Regions from separate parts of the Homo sapiens genome. Here region 1 is linked to region 2. Evidence: chromatin loops called from intact Hi-C (ENCODE). Cell type or tissue: natural killer cell. All regions are shown on one strand. Each heading gives the region's core, and the rest is flanking DNA. Links, peaks and the distances in the headings are about the cores only. Region 1 has its middle 72 kb from the start of VSTM5. Region 2 has its middle 7.1 kb from the start of C11orf97.

The links. Peaks named below come from ENCODE experiments on the same cell type or tissue, not always from the same donor. Only the 100,000 strongest peaks of a DNase experiment are listed, where the experiment ranks them.
Region 1: it touches region 2 in a loop (5-fold over the local background); 17 of 110 quality-filtered maps call a loop at or near these places.

The regions. Positions count from the first base shown.
Region 1 is chr11:93,919,677-93,925,065 of GRCh38, reverse strand. It overlaps the pseudogene LOC101060084. Among named protein-coding and RNA genes, the nearest start is that of VSTM5, 72 kb to the right of the region's middle. In natural killer cell, for the core only: no CTCF peak of the experiment used is centred there; a DNase peak (open chromatin) is centred at 3,175.
Region 2 is chr11:94,502,621-94,508,009 of GRCh38, reverse strand. It overlaps a transcript of MRE11 not described here. Among named protein-coding and RNA genes, the nearest start is that of C11orf97, 7.1 kb to the left of the region's middle. In natural killer cell, for the core only: CTCF peaks have their summits at 2,925 and 3,124 (motif pointing right); a DNase peak (open chromatin) is centred at 3,109.

The sequences.
Region 1 (5,389 bases), core at 110-5,109, 580 kb after region 2:
CCATATTTATACTATTTTCCATGTTGTTGCCCTTGTTTCTTGTTCTTATTTTTTCCTTTCATGCTTTTTCTGCCTTCCGTGGTTTTTGTTTTTATTTTTTTTAACCACAACTTTTTGTCCAAACCTTCAGTAGTTTTAGTTGGGTATTTTATTATTCCATTTTATGTCCTTTCCTAGTATATCAGTTATACTTTTTTTTTAGTGGTGGCCCTAAATTTACAATATACATTTCAACTAATACAAGTCCCACTTTCAAATAACACAATACTACTTCACGGGTAATGTGAATATCTTATAATAACAAAGTAATCCTAATTCCTTCCTCCTGTGCTTAGTATTATTGCTGTCATTCATTTCATTTATACATAAACCTTCATAAGAATCTACTCTCTTTATAGATGAGAGATAGGGGCCGGGCACACTGGCTCATTCCTGTAATCCCAGCACTTTGGGAGGCCAAGGCGGGTAGATCACTTGAAGCCAGGAATTCAAGACCAGCCTGGCCAACATGGTGAAACCTCATTTTTACCAAAAAATACAAAAATTAGCTGGGTGTGGTGGTGCATGCCTGTAATCTCAGCTACTCGGGAGGCTGAGGCACGAGAATCACTTGAGCCTGGAAGGCACAGGTTGTAGCAAGCTGAGATTGCACCACTGCACTCCAGCCTGGGAGACAGAGGGAGACTCTGTCTCAAAAAAAAGAAAGATAAGCAGGTATTTATAATTGAATATATTGTTGATATTATTACTTTGAATGAGCTATTATCTGTTAGAACCGCTAAGAATAAGAAAAATAAAAGATTTTACTTTAAATAGTTTTTTTCTCTGATGTGACTCCTTTCTTTATGTATATCTGAGTTTTTTACCCATATCGTTTTCCTTCCCTCTAATGAACTCCTTTAACATTTCTTATAAGGCAAGTCTACTAGAAACAAATGCCCTCAATTTTTTTGTCTGAAACATTATTTATTTCTCCTTCACTTTTGAAGTATAATTTTACAGAGTCCAGAATTCTAGGTTGGCGGGGAGTTCGTGCTCAAAACTTTAAATATTTCACTTTACTCTCTTCTTGCTTGCTTGGTTTCTGAGAAGTTGTATGTAATTCTAATCTTTGTTCCTTTATAGGTAAGTTTTTTTTTTTGCCTCTGGTTTCTTTCAGGATTCTTTATCTTTGATTTTTTGTAGTTTGAATATGATATGCCTAGGCATTGTTTTGGGGTTTTTGTTGTTGTTGTTGTTTTTTAATTGTTTGAGGTTTTTGTTTTCGTTTTGTTTTGCACTTATTCTGCTCTATGTTCTCTAAGCTTCCTAGATCTGTAGTTTGGTGTCTGGCATTAATTTTGGAATAATTCTCAATCATCATCATTCCAAATATTTCTATTCCTTTCTCTATTTTCCTTCTGGTATTTTTATTACATGTATGTCACACCTTTTGTAATTTTCCCACAGGTATTGGATATACTGGGGATTTTTTTTGTCTTTTTTCTCTTTGATTTTTAGTTTTAGTTTGATTTTCGTTTTAGATCTCTTTGATCTTCAAGCTCAGAGATTCTTTCCTTAGTTGTGTACAGTATACTAATAAGCCTATCAAAAACATTCTTCATTTCTGTTATAATGTTTTTCATCTCTAGCATTTCTCTTTGGTTCTGCTTGAAATTTCCATCTCCTTGCTTACATTGCCCATCTGTTCTTGCATGGTGTCTACTTTATCCATTAGAGCTTTTAGCATATTAACCATAGTTTTTAAATTCTGGTCTGATAATTCTGACATCTCTGCCATATCTGAGTCTGGTTTTGATGCTTGCTCTGTCTCTTCAAACTGTGTTATTTGCCTTGTAACTTTTTCCTGGTAGGCAGACATGATGTTCTGAGTAAAAGGAACTACTGTAAATAGGCCATTAGCAAGGTGGTAGTATCGTGTGGGGGAAAGGGAAGCATGCTATAGTCCTGTGACTAGGTTCAGTCATTTAGTGAGCCTGTGCCTCTGGACTATGAACTTCACACGTCTCTGCATTCCTCTCTCCCCTTTATGTGGAACAGGATGGCTAGAGTGAACTGGAGGTGGGTATTTCCCTTCTCCCACGTGGAAGGCCAGAAGCAGTTAGAGTTGGATGTTTCCCTTCCCCCAGGTCAGTAAGGCGCTGGAAAACAAAACAAAACAAAAAAAATAACAACAACAACAACAAAAACAACAGGTAAATATTTTACCTGATTAAATAGTTTCTCCTGAAGGCAGACCTTGTTAAGAAGAATGGAAGGCTCTGGTATATTTCAAATGATTCTTTTTTTTCCTCTCCCTGCTGGAAGCCAAAGGGGATTTTTCTCCCATATTCACTGAGAGAACCTGATAGAGCTCCAAGAAGCAAAACTCAAAAAAGCATGGGGGACCCTGCTAACTTGGTCCCTGGAGTTTTTATCTATCAGGCTTGTCCACACTAAGCCTCCAGCAATTGGTCAATTATGATTCAAGTTTTCCTACATTGGCAGTGGTTCCACAGAGGTTTCTGCTAGTGGGTTTCTGCTCCTATAAGTTGTGATTCTGTGTATTTGCCTGTCTGTCTCCAGTTTGGGAAGCACAATTTTCCCAGTGACCTCACTTCTCTTGTGGATCTAAGAAGAGTTAATTTTTTTTTAGTTTGCTCAGCTTTTTACTTGTTAGGATGGAGTGTGACTTCTAGGATTCTAACGTGCCAAACCAGAAATCATAAGTCTCCATGCTAGCTATTTTAACAGAGAGAATTTCATATAAAGAATGGTTAGTAGATTTGGAGGAACTGAAACAGCAAAAGGAGAACACTGAAATTTATCACAAAGGTAGCAAGTGCAGGATGTAGTTCCCATCCCTAGGACTGGGGAAACAAAGGGAAGAGGCTGGAATTATTGAAACCTAGACACTTAGAGGAGAAATTTTGTGGGGCCTAGGACCCTTCTGAGGAAGGGCACCTCTGAGAAAGAGGCACTGGCCACTGGAGCTGGTGGCCCAGGTTAGGCAGAGAGCAACATTGCTGTGAGGCTGATTCTGCAATTGTTGGGGAAACCACTAACTGGATTCAGCTGATGCCACTGAAACAAACTGGCCCTGCCAAGGTGAAGAAGCATTGCTGGGGTATCTGAGAGGCACAATAAGCCAATGAGAAGAGTCATGTTTCTTTCTCTTCCTCCAGCCTTCCTCTAGCACCCTCTACTGGCAGAGTCAACGAGTGAGCAGTTGGTAAAGGAGAAAGGTGATTTGCAGCGTCCCAGCCCCAAAGCCCAAGTATAGAAAGCTGAGAACCCAGCATTTTGAGAGGCTGAGGCGGGTGGATCACGAGGTCAGGAAATCGAGACCATCCTGGCTAACACAGTGAAACTCCGTCTCTACTAAAAATACAAAAAAATTAGCCGGGCGTGGTGGCACACGCCTGTAGTCCCAGCTACTCGGGAGGCTGAGGCATGAGAATCGCTTGAACCCAGGAGGCGGAGGTTGCAGTGAGCCGAGATTGCGCCACTGCACTCCAGCCTGGGCAACAGAGCGAGACTGTCTCAAAAAAAAAAAAAAAAGAAAAAAAAAAAAAAGAAAGAAAGCTGGGAACCAAGAGTTTAATCATTGAAGCTGGCAACCAAGAGTTTAATAATTGACACACTCAATTATTTTGAAATTACTAGAGACAATACTGAATTTATAATCTGTAATAAGCAATGCAGCATTTTAAAAAACTCTCTACTGAGCAACCTAGAGCTTCCTTTGTTTATTCTTTATGGCATCCAAATTCTGTATCTATAGGTACCCTTTTTATGCCCAGTAAATAAATCCTCCCCACAATATCCAGTAGGTGTATACTTAATCACATTCCATTACACACCCAATCATTCTGTCATCCAGTCAACCAATGTTCGATTGCTTATTCTATGCCACATGTTATTTTAGGCCCTGAGTTCTTAGCTATGTTACTTGAGAGTGACCTGAAATGGAGTTTCATCTGAGCATGACAATAAAGGAAGAGTATGGTCTTTAGAAAGCTTAATTAAAATGCAGACATTACCTGGCATGTTGGTTAGACCTGTAACTATATCCCAGCACTTTTTATAAATCCCTTCCTCCATATGGCCCCCTACCATTCACATTCATTATCCAACTGATCCCCAAAACAACTCATGTAGAAATAGTGAGATATCAATGTACTTATGTCACTAAGCAAAAAAGGCAAGATTCAGAGAGGTTGTCAGTCGATGCACAGTTTTGTATGTAATCACATACAAGCAAGCACTCAAACCCAAATCTTCCGATTCAAAATCCAAAGCTCTACCCATCACACGAGGCTGACCTTTGTATGAATTAGCTTATCAGAATGGCTAGTGCTATAGATCTGGGAAAAATTCAGAAACTATTTCATACTCTTCCCCAAGCAGGCAGACAGATCACCTGCAGCCCCACATCATTACATCAAACCATCTTAGCCTCCTCACCTGAGGGAACACAGATAGCCCCTTATCTGAAATGCTCCAAGGAGGAAATGCTGGGGCAGTCTGGCAACTCAATGGGCAAACTAAGGATAATGGAGAGATTCACCATGTTCATGACTCTTTCACCAAGAAAACCCAAGAACTGCCAGAAATGATGGCCTGGAACATACAGGGGTTTTTCTATCAACAATGACATTTCTCGGCCAGTGGAAACAGAAAAAAAAAATTATAATTGGTCTAACCTGAGGCAAATCTTGGGTGAGCAAGCACCATGACTTCTGAGAGACACATACAAGCCTCTAGGCATTGCCTCAGAGGTGCAGTAACCATTCCCAGACCTGGTTTCTTGAGAATAAAACTCTGGCCCAAACGCCTAGCTAAAATTCACTGGCCCTCCCGGACAACTTTCACTGTAGCAATAAATTCTGATTTTCTTAGAGTTGGACATTTTGTTGTTGCTCTACATTTGGTATTCATTACACTTTCACAAACACATACACTCATATCCTTAATGCTAGGAGCTCCTACGCATTGACCCTTCTACACTCTGACTGACATGCAAAAGAAGTAAAAGAAGAGTGCTTCATTCCTCTCCATTTCACCACCCTCCATCCTCCCACCACTCCCCATGTAAACATGCATGGCACCTCATAATTACATATCCAGTAGTTAGAAGAAGGGATTGTCTGAATGAAGAACATCAGAGCCAATAAAGAAAACCAGATCAGAGCCCTCCTCACCTCCATTAATGAAAACAGACATTTAAAGAGCTCCATTATACAGAGGGAACACTGAATTAGGCAGTGAGGATACAAAGAGGCGTATTACATGTCTGATGTGCACAAATTATTTAATTGCCCTCCATCTCCAATAGTAGACAAACAGATCAATGAGAACTAGTAAAACTCCTTAAGAAATAGAGCATAGCCTTTTATCTCAGGGATTT
Region 2 (5,389 bases), core at 200-5,199:
CAACAGCACAAGACCCTGTCTCTATAAAGTAAATAAATAAATAAAATTAAGATATTCTCTTCATTAAAATCACCAGTAAGAGTGTGAAAAGGCAAGCCACAGACCGAGAGAGCATATATCCAAAAAATAACTAGGATCCAGAATATATAAAGAACTTCTAAAAATAGGAAACGTGCACACATCCCAGAAAGAAAATGGAGAAAGATGAAGCACTTCATGAAAGAGAAGATCCAAGTGGTCAGTCATCACACATAAAAACATTGCTTCACATCATTAGTCACCAGGAATATGCAAATTAAAACTACAATGAGCTATTACTACATGCCCACTAGGAAGGCTATTAAAAAAAAATGAAATGAAAATCAACAAACCTGGCAGTAACAAGAGCCATGGGCGTGTGGAGCAATCGGAACGTTCACTTCTGCTGCTAAGAGTGTAAACTGGTAGAACTACTTTGGAGAACTGTTTTGGCAGTTTTTACTAAAGTGGAATATAAGTATATCCTGTGGCTCAGCAGGCTTTACTAGATATGCACTGAAATGTATAGTATGTACACCAAAACCATGTACTAGAATGTTTATGGCAGCGTTATTCATAAAATCCCCAAAGTGGAAACAATGCAAAATCCCCCCAAAAGTTAACAATATCATGTATATATAAATTATTACATATTCATATAACGGAATACATCAATAAAAAGAACAAAACCCTGCTACATGCAGAAATGGAGAAATCTCATAGATGTAATGTTGAGTGAAATAAACCAAATGCAAAAATATACACAATAAGTTATTACATTTATGTAGGCAAAACTAAATGATGGAAATAAAAGTTAGATTATAGTTACCTTTGAGGGAACACTGAGTGGAAGCACAAAGTAGCTGTTGGAGGTGCTGATTATGTTCTAGATCTTGAGCTGGGTGATAGTTACATAACCCTATTCACTTTGAAGAACTCACCAAGATTTCTGAATTTTACTTTGTGTATGCTATAGTTCTATAAAATTATACAAAAATTAAGAATATTTTATTTAGAAAAAAATGTCTAAAAATATTTTTACTCATAAAAATGTGGTTTATTTGATCAAATTAAAAAATATGCACAAAACAAACATAAAAAAAGGCTGGCACCGTGGCTCACACCTATAATCCCAGCACTTTTGGAGGCCAAGGCAGGAGGATCGCTTGAGGCCAGGAGTTTAAAACCAGCCTGGTCAACATAGCAAGACTCTCTCAATAAAAGAAAAATTAAAAAATTAGCTCGGCGTGGTGGCTTGCACTGTAGTCTTAGCTACACAGGAGGCAGTGGCTGGAGGATCAGTTGAGTCCAGGAGTTCAAGGCTGCAGTGAGTCATGATCGCACCACTGCACTCTAGCCTTGATGACAGAGCAAGACCCTGTCTCAAAAAAAAAAAAACAAAAAAAGCAATTACTGTCTTCCTCTTTTTTCTTCATTACCAAAAACCTTAAAGATAATCTTATCAATTTTAATAACTATATTGACTTAGGTGGTTTATTTCCTTCTTTCTCTTTCTAAATGGCTTTTGATTTTTTTTGTTTCCAATTGTTACATGTGTGTCTTCAATTATATACCAATGCATATTCTCTTGAAAGAAGTTACTGACACAAATAAGTATAAAAGGTACTGTTTTAGGTATGCACTGTGGTTTCCATTTTTCTCTTTTTAACTTTTTTTTAGGTTCAGGGGTACATTTGCTATATAGGAAAATTACATGTTGCAGGAGTTTGCTGTACAAATTATTTCATCACCCAGGTAATAAGCATACTACTTAAAAGTTTTTCAATCCTTACCCAAAAAAAAAACTGAAAATGAACAACAAAAACAGAATGAAAAAAAATCCAGGATGGTTGGGTTATCCTTTTAAAATTTCAATTACAGTCATGTGTCGCTTAATGGTGGGAGTGTGTTTTGAGAAATGTGTTGTTAGGCAATTTCATCGTTGTTCAAATATCAGAATGCACTTACACAAACCTAGGTGGCTAGGTGGCACAGCCTACTACACACTTAGGCTACTTGGTATAGCCTATTGCTCCTAGGCTACAAACCTGTAGAACATGTTACTATACTGTATACTGTAGGCAATTGTAACACAAGGGAAATATTTGTGTATCTTAAGAAATTTAAACATAGAGACGGTACGGTAAAAATATGGTATAGTTGACTTTAAAAGGTACACCTGTAGAGTGTGTACTTCATGAATGGAGCTTGAAGGACTTGGTGTTGCTCTGAGTGAGTCAGTGAGTGAGTGGTGGGCAAATGTGATGGCCTAAGACATTACCAAACGCTACTATAGACTTTATCAACACTGTTCACTTAGGCTGCACTAAATTTATGCAAACATATTTTTCTTTCTTCAATAATAAATTACCTTTAGCTTACTGTCCTTTTTTTACTTTATAAACTTAATTTTTAAAAACATTTTAAATCTTGTAATAACACTTAGTTTAAAATGCAAACACCTTGTACAGCTATGCAAAAGTATTTTTATAGCCTCATTCTATGAGCTTTTTTTGTATTTTCAATATGCATTATTTATATATTTTTAAATTTTAAACTTTTTTGTTAAAAACAAAGACATAAACACATACTTAGTCAAGGCCAAAATAGGGTCATCACGATCACTGTCTTCCCCCTCCACATCTTGTCCTGCTGGGAGGTGTTCAGGGGCAATAACATTATGGAGTTATTCCTATGTCATCTCCTATGATAATGCCTTCTTCTGGAATACTCCCTGAAGGACCTGCCTGAAACTGTTATACAGTTCACTTTTTTTAATAAGTAGAAGAACACCCTAAAATAATGACAGGAAGTATATTATAGTAAATACATAAACCAGTAACATAGTTGTTTATTATCATTATCCAGTGTTGTGTACTGTACGTAGTTGTATGTAAACATGACTGGCAGTGCAGTAGGTTTGTTTACATTTAGCATCACCTTGAACATGTGAGTAATGTGTTGTGCTATGACATTATGTCAGCTACCACATCACTGGGTGATAGGAAATTTTAGCTCCATTATAATCTTATGAGATCACTGTCAGTATAGGCGATACATCATTTACCCAAGCCTGACTGTAAATGGAAAAGACCAACATGACCACTAGATGGAGACAAAACCCAAGACTAAAGTTTTCTTATAAAAAGTTACACATTCGTGTAAAAAATGAAGTCTTTATCAAAGAAATAAAAAGTTTTAATATATTACCAGAGTAAATAAGTTACTTCATATTACTTGTGTTTAATTCTATAGATCTAAAACAGGTCTCAAGAAATCATCTCAGTTTGTCTTATAGCAAAACTGAATGAACAATGGGATGTTGAATGCTATCGTTTTTCTTCGGAAAAGTAGATGCTAAAACCACTTTGGTATCCTCTTGTAGGTTCTAACAGTCCTGATTTAAATTAAAAGCCAACCAAATCCTTCTTATATAGTAACTAACCATCTTTTCAAATTTCTTGAATCCTGCCAAATGGACTAATTATTTTAAAGCAATTATTTTGTTTCCCATTCTGTCATTTAATGGAGAAATTGGTCCTTCTGATTATAAAGGTTGTGTTACTTGGAATTTTAAAATTCCAGTGAATTGGTGAAACATATTTTTTTAAATAACAGGCCCCCCTGAAGATATATCCCTAGAATTTGAGGATGAGGTCATCTTATGCTTGCCATGGAAAATAATAAAAGAATAAAATTAGTCATATCTGGATATCTATTTTTAAAAATCGACTTCATAAAAATATAACTTATGTACAAAAACCCTGCATTACTCTTTAAAACCCAGTGACTTTTGACAGTTGTGTACACCTGCAAAATCATTACCACGATCAAGCTACGGCATATTTCCATCACCTCCAAAAGGTTCTCCCTGCCCTTTTGTAGTCCAACCTCTGTCCCCGTGACCAAGAAACCACTGAACTGCTTTCTGCCTATAAATGAGTTCATGTTTTTTCCAAGAAGATATTCAGTTGTTCCAGCACCATTTGTTTAAGAGAATGTCCCACTGAATTCCTTGGCACCTTTGTCAAAAATTAATTATCTATATCTGGATTTATTTCTAGACTCTGTTCTGTTCTATGGATCCACATGTCCATCCACCAATACTACACTGTCTCAATACTGTTGTTTTATAGCTAGTCTTTTTTTTTTTTTTTTTTTTTTTGAGACGGAGTCTCGCTCTGTCGCCCAGGCTGGAGTGCAGTGGCGGGATCTCGGCTCACTGCAAGTATAGCTAGTCTTAAAATTAGGTTATAAAAATCCCGATTTTAACGTTTTCTTTCTTTTTTTTTTTTTGACACGGAGTCTCACTCTGTTGCCTAGGCTGGAGTGCAGTGGCGCGATCTTGGCTCACTGCAGCCTCCGCCTCCTGGTTTCAAGCAAAAGCAATTCTCCTGCCTCAGCCTCCCGAGTAGCTAGGACTACAGGGGTGTGCCACCATGCCCAGCTAATTTTTTTGTATTTTTAGTAGAGACAGGGTTTCACCATGTTGGCCAGGATGGTCTTGATCTCTTGATCTTGTGATCTGCCCACCTTGGCCTCCCAAAATGTTGGATGGTGTGAGCCACCGTGTTTTCTTTTTAAATATTGCTTTGGCTCTTATGATTTTCAACTACTAGGATTTTTGCTTATCTATGTTCGTGTGCCATAAAATGCAATTCTCTCCTTATTGCATGAGTTCTCTTACATGAGGTGTCTAAAATAGTCATGCTCCTAGAAACAGAGAGTAGAATGGTGGCTGCCAGGATCTGGGGCAAGGGTAAACGGGAAGTAGTTATTCAATGAGTATAAAGTTTTAGTTATACGAGATGAATAATTTCTAGAGATCTGCTGTACAATCTAGAATCTCTGCAGTTCTAGAGATCTACAAGCGTTGTGCCTATAGATAAAAAAAATACTATGAACTAAAGTTTTAACAGGGCAGATCTCATGTTAAGTGTTCTTCACACAATAACAAGAAATTTGCACATAAGTATGGAATCTTACATGGAAGGGGAATATAATTAATAGATTTAGTGGCCAAGCATGGTGGCTCAAGTCTGTAATCCCAGCACTTTGGGAGGTCGAGACCAGCAGATTACTTGAGGCCAGGAGTTTGAGACCAGCCTGGCCAACATAGTGAAACCCAGTCTCTACTAAAAACATAAAAAATTAGCTGGGCATGGTAGCGCACGCCTGTAATCCCAACTACTTGGGAGGCTGAGGCATGAGAATCACTGGAACCTGGGAGGCAGAGGTTGCAGTGAGCTGAGATCATGCCAGTGCACTCTAGCCTGGACAACAGTGAGAGTCTGTCTCAAAAAGAAAAAAAACAAAAATTGAAAAATAAATAAATAAATTTAGTTATAGCCTATGTACAACATATACTTCA